Linked DNA regions of Mus musculus: region 1 is linked to region 2. Evidence: chromatin loops called from intact Hi-C (ENCODE). Cell type or tissue: left cerebral cortex. All regions are shown on one strand. Each heading gives the region's core, and the rest is flanking DNA. Links, peaks and the distances in the headings are about the cores only.

Region 1 (2,921 bases), core at 313-2,812, 700 kb after region 2:
TCTACTCCTTCTGAAGATGGAGAACATACTGAATTTTAAAATCATGAAAGTAGAGACCCTAGGAAGTGGAACCTAGTGCCTGAACATTAAATCTCATTGCTACAGAGTTTGAGCATGACGTATGACTATCTTAGTTCTGTTTTCTGTATACAGGCTGAAGACCAGAAAGCTTCTAACTTTTTTCTTATTGTTTCAGCTTTACTTGGTCAGGTGAATGGAAACAAAACCCATCTTTTGTAATGTACATGATTAAAAGCCCTGTCTTCAGATTCAGCTATCATTAAACAGGAGACACAACATGCTGTCATTTTCTCCATGCCCTTCCTAGAAAACATTAGGGATAAAAATAAAGAACAATGAAGCAAACAAGCATAATAAATAGATATCTAGTGCTGGGGAGATGTCTTCATGTCTAACCACTGGTCATGCAAGCCTAAGTGCTACAGTTCAGACCTCAAAAAAAATTCATTTAACTGTTGAATGGGCATGGTGACCCACTTATACTTTCACCCCTACAAAGGCAAAGGTGAGACAGAAGATTCTCATAGAACCTTGTGTCATATGAGCTAGCCATATAGGGAACTCAGGGTTTGCCTGAGAACCCTATTCTCCATGAATAAGGTGAAGGAAGAGAGATCTGGGGCAATCCCTGGGACCGACATCAGGTGTCAACATGCATAGGCACCCAGGCTTGCATGCAGCTACAAAGGTGTGTTCCTATATACCATGTATCATCATACACAATGAGAATAGAAAAAAAAAACCAAAGCAATGCAATAGACCTATAGCCTTGTGTCACTGCTGCATTCTCAATCTGGTGAAATGCACACAGAGACAGCAAGAAGAGAATGTCATGGATCACTGCAGTAAACCAATGAGGTTCTCTAGTGTTCTCAAGCTCATATCGAAAAACTTAATTCTTTTCAATCTGAGGAAAGGAATGTTAACCCAACTTGTCTAAATTGCTTATTTCTCTTTAGGGCAACTGGCTTCCAGGCAGCCACGGGCCATGTACCTCCAAATATACTTCTCTCCATCTCTCTTTAATAGCCTCATCCTTCCTTGCATGGCACTACTGAGAGCAAGGATAAGGGAAGGTGGGAGACATGATTCTCATTTGGTTCTTTCAGGGATGAAGTCTCAGACAAGGTCAATGTCTTCATTCCAAGCTCCATCTCACTCCAGTTCCAGAAAGCATAATTCCCCTGAAGCAGCAGACGGCATTGTTTGGATGCTGGACTGAAGAGATCCAGAGGCACTTGAGGGTGACCTTGATCCACTAGATGCCTTCATTTCTTGTTGATGTCTTTGGAGCATCTCACTATTGTTTAATGCCCCTTCCCAAGGCCAAACAGAGGAAAGGAAGATACTGGCATTGCCCTAAGAAAGAAAAGTAGCCACCCACGGCAGGGGTGACTGGTACTGGGGAAAAAAAAAAGATAATTTCTCAGAATTATCTGTGATAATATATTAATAGATTTAGTTATCAAATCTTATTTCAGATATATTTATTAACATCTTAAAATGCTCGTTCAGGGGACTAAAGAGACAGTGCAGTAGTCAGGTATATTCTTCTAGTAGACCAAATTTTAGCTTCTAGCTCTTGCTTTGCATGGCTCTCATTGCCCATAACTTCAGTTCCAAGTGTTTGGCACCCTCTTCTGGCTTCCAAGCACACCTGCACACACGTGGCAATTCAAATGCACTTCGGAGGGCAAAGTGTATAATGTATCAAAAGAAAATATGATATATTTACAAAGGGTAAGGGGATTTGAAACTAAAACAAGAGTTCGAGAGGAAAAGAAAGAGTTTAGCAGGCATAAACTAAGCCATTACAAAATTGTAGGTCAGTAAAATTTAGGGTCTATCTCCAAATCGTACCCAGGTTTACCTAGTTTTATCTTGTATTAGATCATTAAATCATAGACAGATGTCCACAGTTTGATTGGAAAATACATTTGTTATTCTTAAAAATATGCTTAAGTTATAGACACAAATGTGCAAATCTTTCTGGATAGATTATTCATAGGTTGCATTATCATGAGGAAAGAGGGAAGGGGAGAAAGAAAAGTTAATTTAAAAAAAACCAAACAAACTGTGTTTGGAAAATATCTGGGTGTTAAAAAATATTTCAGCATGTAAAAAGGTGGCAGATGCTCTTACAGAGGACCTCAGTTTGATACTAAGAATTCACACAGTAGCTCACAACCAACCATGATTTCAGCTCCAGGAAATCAGATGCCTTCTTCTGACCTCAGAAGATAATAGGCATGTACCCGGTGCACACATATACATGTAAGCAAAACAGTCATACATATAAAATGAAAGGAATCTACAGAAAAAGAAAAGGAGTAGGCTAAATGCCGGCATGTTGTGACTCACATCAGTATACTTTCTGGGAACACTTTCCCTCTTTCCTGTCCCATTCAACTATTCTAATTACCTTGATTTCCAGAGGCCCCTTCCCAGACCCAGTAGCATAGAACACCCATGTATCTTCCACCTGTTTCAGGCTTGTTAAACACAAATTCAGACTCTCTGGACAAAGAGCCTATTTGCTTATGTTCATGACTTTTTTCCTCCCTAATTTACTATTCTGAGTAGGTTTCTGTCATAAGGCTTCAGATAGCCCAGCGTGTCTTTAACTGGAGGGGTACAAGGACTTTACTACCGTCATGAGCAACAGAAACTTTGATCATGCCATTATTGCCTCTACAGAAGGAATATAAACAAAATGCTGTTTACATGTCCCCTCTGAGCCCCCACCTGCTGACAGCTGATGAAATATGCCTTGCGTTTTGCCTCTGGAAGGACTGATCCAAATTGTGACAGATTGCAGAAGGTAATAAATGTTGATATCTCACCATAGCCTCAAAAAATATTTTCCCTACATCAGAGCAATTGTTTACCACTTGCACACA
Region 2 (2,921 bases), core at 130-2,629:
CTCACTGATAAGTGGATATTAGCCCAGAAACTTAGAAGACCCAAGATATAAGATACAATTTGCTAAACACATGAAACTCAAGAAGAATGAAGACCAAAGTGTGGACACTTTGCCCCTTCTTAGAATTGAGAACAAAACACCCATGGAAGGAGTTATAGAGACAAAGTTTGGAGACGAAAGGATGGACCATCTAGAGACTGCCCTATCCGGGATCCATCCCATAATCAGCCTCCAAACGCTGACACCATTGCATACACTAGCAAGATTTTGCTGAAAGTACCCAGATATAGCTGACTCTTGTGAGACTATGCCAGGGCCTAGCAAACACAGAAGTGGATGCTCACAGTCAGCTATTGGATGGATCACAGGGCCCCCAGTGGAGGAGCTAGAGAAAATACCCAAGGAGCTGAAGGGGTCTGCAACCCTATAGGTGGAACAACAGTATGAACTAACCAGTACCCCGGAGCTCTTGACTCTAGCTGCATATGTATCAAAAGATGGCCTAGTTGGCCATCACTGGAAAGAGAGCCCCATTATCTGCCTCAGTACAGGGGAATGCCAGGGCCAAGAAGTGAGAGTGGGTGGGGGAGCACGTGGGAAACTTTTGGGATAGCATTGGAAATGTAAATGAAATAAATACCTAATAAAAAACAAAATAAAAAAAAAGAAAGAAGAAAAAAAAAAGAGTAGGTTGTCTGGATGAAGTTTTCTTCTTTAAAGTATCCTATGTTGAAATTTTCTCCTTTGCTAGCTTTTTCTCTTTTGATACAGCACTGTGGCTAACTCAACTTGTTCATGACTAGACAGTAAGGTCCCTGTTGACACTGGTGATGTTAGGCGAGTTAGAGCACCTCACCTGGTACTTGGAATTTTATTACTTTAATAAGTTCCTCTTTGCCTTTCTTCTTTGAGAGCTTGATAATAAATGTCTTGGGATTGACTTGGCTGAGTTAAGAAATAACAGTCACATTTGGCTCCCCTGTATTAGATATAGGGTGTTTTACTGTTATTCTGTCTGTCTGTCTCTGTCTCTCTGTCTCTCTGTCTCTGTTTGCCTGTCTTTCTCTCTCTCATGTATTGTGCTTCTAGAACTCAAAATTTGTCCTTTGAATGCTGCTTCAAATTTCAGATAAGTGTTCTTCATTTTGTTCTCCTTCATGTGTCTTCAAACGGCATGTCTTCAAGCTCACCAATTCCTCCTTCCATTTGATATGTTCAGCTGTTGATGTTTCATATTTAAAATTTTGTCTAGAGAATACTGGGGTGTACAATTTTTGTTTGTTTCAGTCTTTGGTTATGTTAATCAATTTCCCTACTTTTAAGTACTTGGAGTCTTAAACTCCAGGTCTGTATTTCATGTGTTGTCATTCTTTCAGCACTAGATGGCACCCTAGGCCCAAGTTTGTCTATAACCATAGTTGGTGTCATCAGAATGGACTGGGTAGGGGTGTACCAAAAAAACCAAAACAAAAACCAAAACAAAACAAAAAACCACCAAAAAACAAAAAAAAAAACCACCAAAAAACCAAAACAAACAAACAAAAAAACCCCCCAAAAAAACAGATTTTAGAAGAAATGCTCTCAGTTTTTCTTTTTTTCCAGATTTACTGCAGTTTAGATATGGTTTTCTCTTATCCGTAGTTTCTTCAGGACTTTTATTGTGAAAAGTGTGTTGAATTCAAAAGGATTGTGTGACGTGATCTGTCCTAGGCTCCATTAAAATAGTGTATTATATTTACCGATTTGCATATGTTGAGCCAAATCTGCATCCTGGGTATGAAACCAGCATGATTGCGATGTACATCCTTCTTAATGTATTATCAAGTTCAGTTGGCAAGTCTTCTTTTGGCAGAAACTCAGCATCTATGTGTATCAGGGAGTTTGGTTTGTAGTTTCCTACTTTTGTTGTGTCTTTATGTGGTTTGGGTACCAGGGAATACTGATCTTGTGAGAGGGTTTTGGTAGTAGTGTTCTTTTCCTTTGATTTTTGTGGAACAGCTTGAGAAATATGGCATGCTGAATAGTTTTATGTCAACTTGACCCAAGCTAGAGTCATCTGAAAGGAAAGAGCCTCAATTGAGAAAATGCCTTCATAGAAGCATGCTATAGGAAGGTCTGTAGAAAACTTTCTTTATTAGTGATTGAGGGGAGGGCAAGCCCTTTGTTGATGGTGCCATCCCTGGACTGATGGGATTGAGTTTTATAGGAAAGCAGGCTGAGGAAGCTATGAGCAGCAAGCCAGTAAGCAGTGCCCCTCCATAGCTTCTGCATCAGCTCCTGCCTTCATATTCCTGCCCTCACTGCTTTTGATGATGAATTGTTACGTGGAACTTTAAGTGAAAATTAACCCTTCCCTCTCCAAGTTGTTTTTGGTCATGTTTCATCACAGAAATAGTAACCCTAAAAAAGACACATTGGCATTAAAATTTCATAAAAATTATGGTAGAATTCACCAGTAAATCTGTCCATTCCTGAGCTTTTGAGATTCCATCTTAACTCAGTCAGAATGACAATCATCAAGCAAACAAGTGACAACAGATGCTGACACAGAGGTACAGAAGGACTCCTTGCTCACTGGTGGTGAAAATGTAAACCAAAGGTAGAGTTTTCTCAAAACATGAAAACCAGAGATAGTACATGCATGGCCTAGCCTAGCCCTGCCACTCCTGGGCATATACCCCAAGGATTCTACATCTCCCCATAATAACACCTGCACACCAATGTTTATTGCCACAGTATTCACAACAACTGAGAAATTGGATCATCCTGAATTTCCATCAACAGGCAAGAAGGCAGTGAAAATGTGGCACAGAAACACAATGAAATATTACTTAGCTATAAGAAAAATATAATTATGAAATTTGCAAAAAACATATAGATCTAAAATATATTTTTTCAGAAAAGGAAGGAACATTTCTTCT

Evidence for each region. Peaks named below come from ENCODE experiments on the same cell type or tissue, not always from the same donor. Only the 100,000 strongest peaks of a DNase experiment are listed, where the experiment ranks them.
Region 1: a loop joins it to region 2, with 3 times the contacts of the local background. A loop is called at or near these places in 7 of 42 quality-filtered maps.

What each region holds. Positions count from the first base shown.
Region 1 is chr7:50,729,881-50,732,801 of GRCm38, reverse strand. The region is part of intron 15 of Nell1 (NEL-like 1); the gene reads right to left. Among named protein-coding and RNA genes, the nearest start is that of 4933405O20Rik, 130 kb to the right of the region's middle. In left cerebral cortex, for the core only: a CTCF peak has its summit at 1,680 (motif pointing left); a DNase peak (open chromatin) is centred at 1,641.
Region 2 is chr7:51,433,533-51,436,453 of GRCm38, reverse strand. No RefSeq gene overlaps it. Among named protein-coding and RNA genes, the nearest start is that of Gm33015, 9.1 kb to the left of the region's middle. In left cerebral cortex, for the core only: a CTCF peak has its summit at 1,367 (motif pointing right); a DNase peak (open chromatin) is centred at 1,373.